2 separate regions of the Homo sapiens genome follow, and region 1 is linked to region 2. Evidence: read pairs that join two places in POLR2A ChIA-PET (ENCODE). Cell type or tissue: A673. All regions are shown on one strand. Links, peaks and the distances in the headings refer to the core of each region. The heading gives the core; the rest is flanking DNA.

What was found. Peaks named below come from ENCODE experiments on the same cell type or tissue, not always from the same donor. Only the 100,000 strongest peaks of a DNase experiment are listed, where the experiment ranks them.
Region 1: POLR2A ChIA-PET joins it to region 2 with 5 read pairs; 2 of 35 experiments call an interaction of 5 or more read pairs at or near these places.

What each region holds. Positions count from the first base shown.
Region 1 is chr5:43,224,797-43,230,181 of GRCh38, forward strand. All of the region lies in intron 1 of NIM1K (NIM1 serine/threonine protein kinase), which reads left to right. Among named protein-coding and RNA genes, the nearest start is that of NIM1K, 35 kb to the left of the region's middle. In A673, for the core only: no CTCF peak of the experiment used is centred there; a DNase peak (open chromatin) is centred at 3,005.
Region 2 is chr5:43,538,013-43,543,397 of GRCh38, forward strand. PAIP1 (poly(A) binding protein interacting protein 1) reads right to left here. Exons shown (of 11, transcript NM_006451.5): 4 at 4,992-5,104; 5 at 912-1,023. Among named protein-coding and RNA genes, the nearest start is that of PAIP1, 16 kb to the right of the region's middle. In A673, for the core only: no CTCF peak of the experiment used is centred there; no DNase peak of the experiment used is centred there.

The sequences.
Region 1 (5,385 bases), core at 32-5,031, 310 kb before region 2:
AGCAATTCTCTGCCTCAGCCTCCCAAGTAGCTGCGATTACAGGCGTCCACCATCACACCCAGCTAATTTTTGTATTTTTAATAGAGATGGGATTTCACCATCTTGGCCAGGCTGATCTTGAACCCCTGACCTTGTGATCCACCTGCCTTGGCCTCCCAAAGTGCCGGGATTACAGGCCTAAGCCATTGCGCCTGGCCACAAGTGGATTTTTAAAAGGGGGACAGATACAAAAAGAGTGGGCTGATACAAAGTTGTTTTCCAGGAATTCTCATTCATTTACAGAAATAACATTGATTAGCGATTGACTATATATTCTTAAGCTACAGTGTCAGGGTTATAGTGGCCAGTGTGGAATTATTAGTTTAGTTTTTAGCTAATTGTGGCAATAGCAAGCAGTGTCAACAGATGATTGCATATTGCACCACTACACTCCAGCCTGGGCAACAGAAAGAGACCCTCTTTCCAAAAAAAAAAAAAAAAAAAAAAAAAAAAAAGATAACTACATAGCTCAAAAAGGTGTGATTACTGTCTTATTTTGATACCTCTCTCTGGACCTAACAATTAAAAGGACTTGCATTCCTCAGATAAAAGTTATTTTCTTTTTTTTTAAGTTGAACAATTTTAATTAAGTTACTCGTAAGCAGTAAAATTTTATGCAGTTTCATGAAAAGTCCCATGTTTCACATGCTTAAATTATGGTTCATTGTCTTTACTTGAAGGTTTTGAAGGTGGGACCTTCTTCTGAATCTTTCTAGTGGTTGAATAAAGTACATATTCTGGGGTGCTACTCACAGTGAATTTATGGCTTGTCCAAATAAATTTACTAGCAATAGGTGATTTTATAGGAGGATCTTCAGTCATACAGTGAAGCCAATGAAGCCACTCAAGAGGCACCAGGCTTCCATCCACATCCCAGGATGTGCTTCTGCCATTCATTTCAGTAGCGTATATAACCTCTCTGTGATGGCCAGAAAACTGCTTGTTATCTTCATAGTATTTGCTTCCTTATTTGTCTTCAAAGTCAAAAAGGGTCACCACCCTTAAGAAGCTGACAGCCTGACAAGAGAGACAGCCTGATATAAAAGTCATAACTGTACAAAGTTGTGGAGAAAACCACAATGTTAACTGCAGGTGTTGGAAGTACAAAAGAGAACTCTACATGGTTTATGGTGAGTGGGTCAGTGAGGGAAGCTTCCTGAAAGAAGTATCACTGAAATGAGTCTTAAAGGAGCAGTAGGAATTTGCAGAACGTAGGAGCATGACTGGTGCCTTCAAGTAAGAGTGGAGGAGACCAGCATGGCTGGAGTGTAGTTTCAAGGGTGTGATTGAGAATGACTTTAGGAAGGATGGGGACCATATTGGGCAGGGCCTTGAATGCCCTTTTAAGGGTTTTAGCTTTTACTCTAAGTGAGATGGGAAGCCATCAAAGGGTTTTGAGTAGAGAAGTGACATGATGTGATATTTTTAGAAGGATCTTTCTGGATGCTTTGTTAGAAACAAACCCTGTTAAAGGTGGGCAGGAGGCAGGGAAGGACAGAGGCTGTAACTGTAACAGGATCAAAAGCCAGTAGTGGCTTACACTTGATGGTAAATGACTGTGTTCTGGAAATATTTTGAAGGTAGAGCCAATGGGATTTGCTGACAGATTGGTGTATGAGAGAGAAAGAGGAGTGAGGATGTTTGGCTTCAGCTAGAAGGATGTCTTGCCATTTACCAATATGGGGAAAACCGTGAGAGGAACAAGTCTGGAGAAGAAAATCAGAAGTTTAGTTCTCATACTTTAAAGTAAATATGAGAGATTACTCCCCAAAGGACAGTAGTTTTTCCTAAAGAGGAACTAGATGGAGGACATGGTGAAGATAAAGTCATCTTCTGAGTGTCAAGTATAATGCACTCAGCATGATGCCTGTGATGGCAGGTAGAGTGGGTGGATGAACCCCTCAGTGCATGGACCCTGCTCTCAAGGACAGCTTGTGAGGAGGCTTAACTCACACAAATGAGCTAGAAAGATATGAAGTCAAGGACCAGATTATGGGATACAGATCTCAAGTGGCACAGGATAGTAGCAGAGGGAAATGTGAGTGTGGTAGTCAAAGTAGTCTGAAGTAGTCAAAGAAGGCCTCTAGAAGGCAGTGGGGGCAGGAGCCGTCCTCACAGTATGGGGATGACTTGGACAGAGTGGAAAAGGGTCAAGATTGTGAGAACAAGCAGGTTCCATTTGGGGCACAGATAATCCGTGCCTAGCTGGAAGAGTTGCTGGGAGGATTTTAAAAGAATTGGTTCACCGGGCGCAGTGGCTCATGCCTGTAATCCCAGCACTTTGAGAGGCCGAGGAAGGCGGATCACCTGAGGTCAGGAGTTCAAGACCAGCCTGACCAACATGGAGAAACCCTGTCTCTACTAAAAATACAAAATTAGCCCGGCATGGTGGCGCATGCTGGTAATCCCAGCTACTCGGGAGGCAGAGGCAGGAGAATCGCTTGAACCTGGGAGGCAGAGGTTGCGGTGAGCCGAGATTGCGCCATTGCACTCCAGCCTGGAGACAGAGCGAGACTCCGTTTCAAAAGAAAAAAATAATAAAATAAAAATAAAAAATAAAATAAAAGAATCGGTTCTTGGCACATAGTAAGCACTTGATAATAGATAGCTAACAATATTTCTTATACTAGAGGAATAGCTGGAGATAGAACTGTGTAAAACTCTCTTGAATCCAACCCGTCTTCCATATCCCTGTGTTTCCCACTCCTTTGCTACCCTTTGCCCTTTTTCCTCTCCTGGGTTGTCCTCTAACATTTCTAGTAGAGAACCTTCAAATATGACTTTCTAGGTTGTCTGAGGGGAGAAAGGGAATTGGGCTATGCTATTTCACAAGTCCATCTAGGGTTTATTATGAGTTTTTAAAAAATTTATTATTTATTATGGGCTTTTATTATTTTTATGGGTTTTATTAATCTCATCCATGTGGATACTACAAAGGTCCAGAAGGGGGCAATGTGACACTTGGACTTAAGGGTTTTTTTCACAAATGTTTTGGAATTCACCCCATATTGTCTAATCCAGGATCTCAGAAGGGCAGGGCTGGAATGATCTGTAAACATCATAGGTTCCAACATTCTCACTTGCCAGTAAAGATACTGAACCTAGAGAGTGGAAAAGACTGGCTCAAGGTCACAAAGACATTTCGTGGGAAAGCTGAGACTGTAACCATGTTCTGACCCTGAGTGTATATTATTCCATGACCTCACTTGGTTGTTTAATTTGGGGGAATCTCCCTCAGAAGCACAGTTTCTCAAAACTGTGTCATTTACTGATAACTTTTAAAGGAATTAAATTCTCATAACTCCTTGGTTGAGACCTTTTTTTTTTTTGACTTGGAGTCTCGCTCTGTCGCCCAGGCTGGAGTGCAGTGGCACAATCTTGGCTCACTGCAACCTCTGCCTCCTGGGTTCACGCCATTCTTCTGCCTCAGCCTCCCGAGTAGCTGGGACTACAGGTGCCCGCCACCACACCTGGCTAATTTTTTGTATTTTTAGTAGAGACAGGGTTTCACCGTGTTAGCCAGGATGGTCTCGATCTCCTGACCTCGTGATCCGCCCACCTCAGCCTCCCAAAGTCTTGGGATTACAGGCCTGAGCCACCGCACCCGGCCGAGACCTGTTTTATTGTAAATAAACATAAACAAAAATTTTACATTAAAGATACTGAAAATGTACAAATATAAAACTCCAGTTTAAATTTATTTTCCCAACCAGGTGCTGTGGCTCACTCCTGTAATCCCAGCGTTTTGGGAGGCTGAGGCAGGCAGATCGCTTGAACCCAGGAATTCAAGACCAGCCTGGCCAACATGGCAAAACCCTGTCTCTACAAAAAAAAAAACCCTAAAAATCAGCTAGGTGTGGCAGGGCACATCTGTGATCCCAGCTACTTGGGAGGCTGAGGTGGGAGGCTCTCTTGAGACCAGGAGGTGGAGGTTGCAGTGAACTGAGATCGTTCCACTGTACTCCAGCCTGGGTGACAGAATGAGACCGTGTCTCAAAAACAATTAATTAATTAATTAACTTTCTTTTCCTTAAAGCTCGTATACATATAAAGCAAAACGAATTTTACTGAGTTAAGCACACAAAAAAACCTTCAAACCAATGAAATTTAGATTAACAGTATTACATGAAAAATATAGATGATACTGTTTTGTCGAAATTAATTTGCTACTCACAAGTGAATATAGTACTTTTTAAAACAATAACACGCTTACTTGCTTCACCTTAGTTTCTTTAACATGACCAGTCCTCAATAAAGACTTTTGGGCCAGGTGTGGTGGCTCATGCCTGTAATTCCAGCACTTTGGGAGGCCAAGGCAGGTGGATCACATGAGGCTGACCTGAGTTCAGGGCTAGCCTGGGCAACATGGCAAAACCCCGTCTCTACTAAAAATACAAAAATTAGCCGGGCGTGGTGGCAGGAGCCTGTAATCGCAGGTACGCAGGAGGCTGAGGCAGGAGAATCGCTTGAACTGGGAGGTGGAGGTTGCAGTGAGCTGAGATCGCGCCATTGCACTCCAGCCTGGGCTACAAGAGCAAAACTCCATCTCAAAAAAAAAAAAAAAAAAAAGATTCTTTAATTTAATTTGCCTGAAGGTATAAATAATTGGAAATACCTTGATGTATCAGAAAACTAAAATCAGGAATCTCTGTCATTGGTCCACTGTACTTTATATCTACCTATCTAAACCTTTATAGGCTATACAGATAGATGTAGACAAGACAGATAAAATCTGTCTCTATTTATACATATTCATGAATATCAACCTATATCTGTATCTTTTTTTTCTTTTTTAAATTTTAGCCTTTTTTTTTTTTTTGAGATGGAGTCTGGCTCTGTTGCCCAGGCTGGAGTGCAGTGGCACCATCTCAGCTCACTGCAACTTCTGCCTCCTGAGTTCAAGTGATTCTTCTGCCTCAGCCTCCTGAGTAGCTGGGACTACAGGCTCATGCCACCATGCCCAACTAATTTTTGTATTTTTAGTAGAGATGGGGTTTCACTATGTTGGCCAGGGTCTCGAACTCCTGACCTCGTGATTTACCCACCTTGGCCTCCCAAAGTGCTGGGATTACAGGTGTGAGCCACCAAGCCCAGCCTAATTTTAGCCTCTTTTTTTTTTTCTTTAAGAGCGAAGACTTCCTTTGAAATATCTCTACCTTTACCTATAGATAAACAGATACCAATTACATATAAATTTCAAGTTATAAAACTAGTTATACATGTTATAAAACCTTCAAACAACCCAGAAACAAATGGAGTAAGAAATGAAAGCCCTCTTGCACAAACATTGGGTTGCCATAACAAAAGTTGAAACAATAAAGGCTTAAAGAAGATAGAATCTTATAT
Region 2 (5,385 bases), core at 116-5,115:
AAAAAAAATCAAGCAAATCTATTACACAGTAATAATGCCGTGCTGAATCCAGCACTTCTATTGCCTACTAACAAGCATATACTTAAGTATACCACCCAAATTTATAAATACGTTTAGCTGTAGACTTTGTACAAATGCATTTTTATGTGGAAGATTAATATATAAAATAGGACAAAAAAGAACTATTCTTAGGGGTTGGGGTATTGGGGAGATGTTGGTCAAAGGACACAGAATTTCATTTAGGGGGAATAAGTTCAAGAGATCTCTTGTACACCATGATGACTATAGTTAACAATATATTGTATACATGAAAACTGCTAAAAATTTTAAGTGTTCTTAACACAAAAAAGTATGTCAAGTAATGCATATGTTAAATAGCTTGATTTAGCCATTCTACGATGTATGCATATATCAAAGTGTTGTGTACCATAAAGATATAATTTTTGTCAATTAAAAAAATATTTTTAAAAAACTATTTGGGTGAATTAGAGTGAAAAGCCTAGAGAGACTCTAGTCTCTCTTTTCACTCAGAGTTCTGCAGAGTAAACTGCTTTGAGCCACCATCTGAAAGTCAACATACTAAATGTATTAATATATAAGATGTAAGAACTCAAAAAGGTATCACTGTTGATATCTCAAGAACTTAAATTTGCATGTAAACCACAGCTTCCTAAAAGTACGCAGATTTTTACCTCAGTAATTATTTCCTAACATTCTGTCCATGAGTAAATGTTATGGACAGACGGTCCAGTAAACCACAGACACTAGCAGGTGCCGAAACATGTTTTCTTTCCTCTCTCTTTCATTTCACTCTTAATGTTGTAAAAGTACAATGTGAACACAAATTCCTCATTGAGATCAACTTATGTTCTCAGGCCTTGTTAGTACTTAACAAAAGAAAAACTTCTCACCTCCAGGTTAAGATAAAGTTCTCCCAGAAAGAGTACAAATGCATGAAATCGTTTTCGAGTAACTTCATCCCCTTTTGCAGCTTGATCTTTAACTTCATATTCAGTCCGACATCTAATTAAAGACATATCTTTTATAATCTCACATTGCTTTGCTTTTTAAATAGTCAAACAAAATAACCATTTGTCAGTTTGGTTGTCCACAGCAAGAGGCAAGGACAATGTCCCAATGCTCTTTCTACAATAAAGAAACTGTTCCTGACTATTGAAGAGGCTAGAATATACACCATCTTTTCATACTAAGTCTCCCAGTTTGAAAAAACTGATAGTTTTATTTTCAACGATTTTTATCAAATTTAATATGTTTAAGCAACATAGGTGTAATCTGATTCACAGCATACTGGCAGCCCAAAGAGGGGAGAGAGAGCCTCACCTTGTCTTATAGGTTTTTTACTAAGAAAGCACTGATTTTACCCAAATTGTCTCTGTAATTTTTTTTTTAATACTACAACTTTGAAAAGGATCTTTAAATACACACACACACACACACACACACACACACACACAACCTCCAACTGAAAATAAAATGAATTGTTTTTAAGTCCATTATTCTTGTAATTTCCATTATACGTATCAGAGAAGTACTAATGTGAGGAAAAAATTCCCCCATTAAAACCACAATATAGAAAGCACCGGACTTGTTTTCTATTTCCAATGAGACTGACAGCTTCAAATAACTGATTTTTCCTTGCTCTCTTTGCCCCTGACTTGACCCATTTGCTTCACACAGAGGAGAAAAAGAAGAAATCCTCTTCTTGGAGCTTATTGTCAGTCATAGTTCCTACAAGGTAACTAAACTAGGCACAATAATCCTGTCACTGCCTTCATAAGTGAACTACAGTGTCAGATATTGTTACTAACATAGATTTTTTAAATGGACTGTAAAAGTTTATCATTTTGTTATTAAGTATTTGTAATCTTTATTGATAAGGTGAGAAAACTCTGGGAAAGTAACTTGCTTCACAAAACTGGTTTTGACAGTTTTCCTTTTCAAGACAAAGGGAAAAGCTATGGGTACTGAATGGTTTCCACGCAGCCAGTTTAGGTTGACTTTGTAAACAATTTTTAACAAAGAAAAAATAAATTACCTCTTGTTCAGTAATTGACTCTGGGTCAGTTTGCCAACCACGAAACCCCAGCACAGCTTACTGTGCTTACGTGGCCAATTCCAATGTTTACGAGGTATATTAACTGAGCAACATCTTCTGTTTAAGTCAAATGTGGTAAGATATTTGTTATCATCTTGTACATATTAAATTCCTCATCAGAAAAAAGTTGGGATATTTATAGATAGTACATTCTGGTTAATAATGGAAGAGATCAGTTAATTAATGCCAAATCAGTTATTTAAAAACACCTGTTGGCTGCTTTTCTGTTACAACTTTGTCGGTAAGAGTTGATGAAATAACTTTTTTTTTCATAAAATGCTATGACAGACTGTACGTTAGGATATGATTATGTACATGCAAACAAATACCTACATAATTGACTAGGTGAAAAGTCAAATTTTTAAGCTAAAGATTTTCAATTATAAAAGCAATGTATGTTTATTTTGGAAAGGTTAAAACAGAAAAAGTATAAAGAACAAAGTCACCTGCACTACTACTAAAAACAAGAGATAACTGCTGTGAAGGTAACTTCCGTTCCATCTTTTTCAAAGTATGTATATATTTTTTAAAGAGGTAGCAGAATTATGCTTTGCTTTTTACTTGTTAGCTCACTAGTATTTCTCTACATTATTATTGACAGGATTACAGTACTACAGAAGCACATATGGTGGGTAACAGTCAATGAGAAGAGTGGGTCTCAATCATAGCTATACAGTAGAATCACTTGGGAAGCTTTAAAAAACCATGTCCTAGCTCCACCTCGTCTAATTACACCAGAATTTCAAAGGGTTCAGACAGGATCTCGGCTTTAAGTATCTAGGTAACTCTAAGGCACAGCCGGGGGTGAGAAGCACTGAAAAATATGAGTGAGCATTCCTGGCGTCCTACCGCCTACAAGTACCCACTCTGAATCTTTACAGAAGCTATAATTTGTGTTTCTTTAATTATAAGTATGGTTAGATATCTTTTTATAACTTTGACATTTGTATTTTTCCAAACTGTATCTATATCTATTTGGCGCTATTCCAAGTATTTTCATTATTATTATTATTTTTGATACGGAGTCTGGCTGTCACCCAGGCTGGAGTGCAGTGGCGCGATCTCTGCTCACTGCAAGCTCCGCCTCCCGGGTTCACGCCATTCTCCTGCCTCAGCCTCCCAAGTAGCTGGGACTAAAGGTACCCGCCACCACGCCCAGCTTTTTTTTTTTTTTTTGTATTTTTAGGGTTTTTTTTTGTTATTTTAGTAAAGATGAGGTTTCACCATGTTAGCCAGGATGGCCTCAATCTCCTGAACTCGTGAGCCGCCCACCTCAGCCTCCCAAAGTACTGGGATTACAGGCATGAGCCACTGTGCCCCACCTATCATTTCACTTTTAATAAGTCTCTGACATATTTGGGATTTCAGCACAGAGAGTGAGATGGGAACTCATCTTTTTTTCCCAAATGACTATCCAGTTATGCTACCAGCACAATTTATCCTTTTTATCAAAAGCTTGAATTTTCAAGGGTCTCTGGGGTCTACTTCTAGAATCTTTATTCTGTTCCACTGCAGTTTAACCACACAATGGAATGCTTTGCAATCATTAAAAGTCACTTAAAAAACTAATGGACGAACTATAATAAACTTGAAGATAACCTTGTTACTGAAGACATCAAATTATAAGAAAACTAGTTTTCTCTAAATTAGCTTATAAATTGAGTATTATCTCCAAAATATCTAACATACTAGCAAGACTTGTGTAATTTCAAACACTGATTCTAAAGTTCATTAGACGAAACAAGCATAGCAAAGAATATTTGACAGGCTGGGCGTGGTGGCTCACGCCTGTAATCCCAGCACTTTGGGAGGCTGAGGTGGGCGGATCACTTGAGGTCAGGAGTTCGAGACCAGCCTGGCCAACATGGTGAACCCCATCTCTACTAAAAATACAAAAATTAGCTGGGCATGGTGGTACGCACCCATCATCCCAGCTACTGGGGAGGCTGAGGCACGAGAATCGCTTGAGCCTCAGAGGTAGAGGTTGCAGTGAGCCAAGACTGAGCCACTGCACTCCAGCCTGGGTGACAGAGCAAGACTCGGTCTCGGAAAAAAAAAAAAAAATCCCACAAAAGAACAAAAAACTAATTACCCTAAGATATTTTTAAAAATGATAGCTTTTGGCAGTGCAGGGTGGCTCATGCCTGTAATCCCAGCACTTTGGGAGGCTGAGGTGGGTGGATCACATGAGATCAGGAGTTTGAGACCAGCCTAGCCAACATGGTGAAACCCGTCTCTACTAAAAATACAAAAATTAGCCGGGCATGGTGGCGGGTGCCTGTAGTCCCAGCTACTGGGTAGGCTGAGGCAGGAAAATCACTTGAACCTGTGGGAGGCAGAGGTTGCAGTGAGCCAAGAGCGTGCCGCTGCACTCCAGCCTGGGAGACAAAGTGAGACTCCATCTCAAAAAAAAAAAAAAAAAGCTTTTTAATAGCTATTGTATGAATTGTATGGTAATAAAAAGGAACAGAATAAGTGATAAATGGAATGAAAATCCAGAATCAAAACCCAAATAATGCAAGTGTGATAAAAGTGGCAATTCAAATCAATAAGGAAAAATGGATTATTCACTTTTATTCTAATCTAAATAAAATTAGATCCTTATTCAAACCAAAGCTACCAAAGTAATAAGAATTACATAAGTGTTTATTTTTAAGATCTTGGAAAAGGAAAGATCTTTCTAAACACAAAACCAAATTCACAGACCATTACAGAAAAAAGACTGGTATACTGAACTATAAACTTCAAATATAATGCACATAAGAATAGGCTGCCCTATTCTTTCCTGCAGCTTTTTATAATATATGGTCTGAGGAATGGTCAAATTCTAGTATATTTAGAAGTAGTTTTCCTTTAATTTCACATTTACACTGACCTTTGAAGTAGCAATTGGCGGAAGTTGCCACTCTGTGGGCTAATTGTCAGATGATGGGACAGGTAATTACACAGGCGAGCTCCCATATAAGAGAAATTTGGGATAGATGTGGCCTTTTAAAAAGAAGAAAAGTGTTATATGACATAGGTACATCATTATTAATGTAAATACTTAACAGCAACATTCTAAAGAAGAAAAAATTGACTCCCCAAACTGACCATATATACAAGTCTTTTGTCATTGTTAGGCTTAAGGAAATTAAATTCACTTTCCCTCCCAACCTTACAGCAAGAACCACAATAAGTACAAAAAAAAAAAAAAAAAGAAAAAACCCATCAGTTACCTGAGGCTACCAGAAAGCGAAGAGATAATGTCTCCTGATGCTAACCCATTT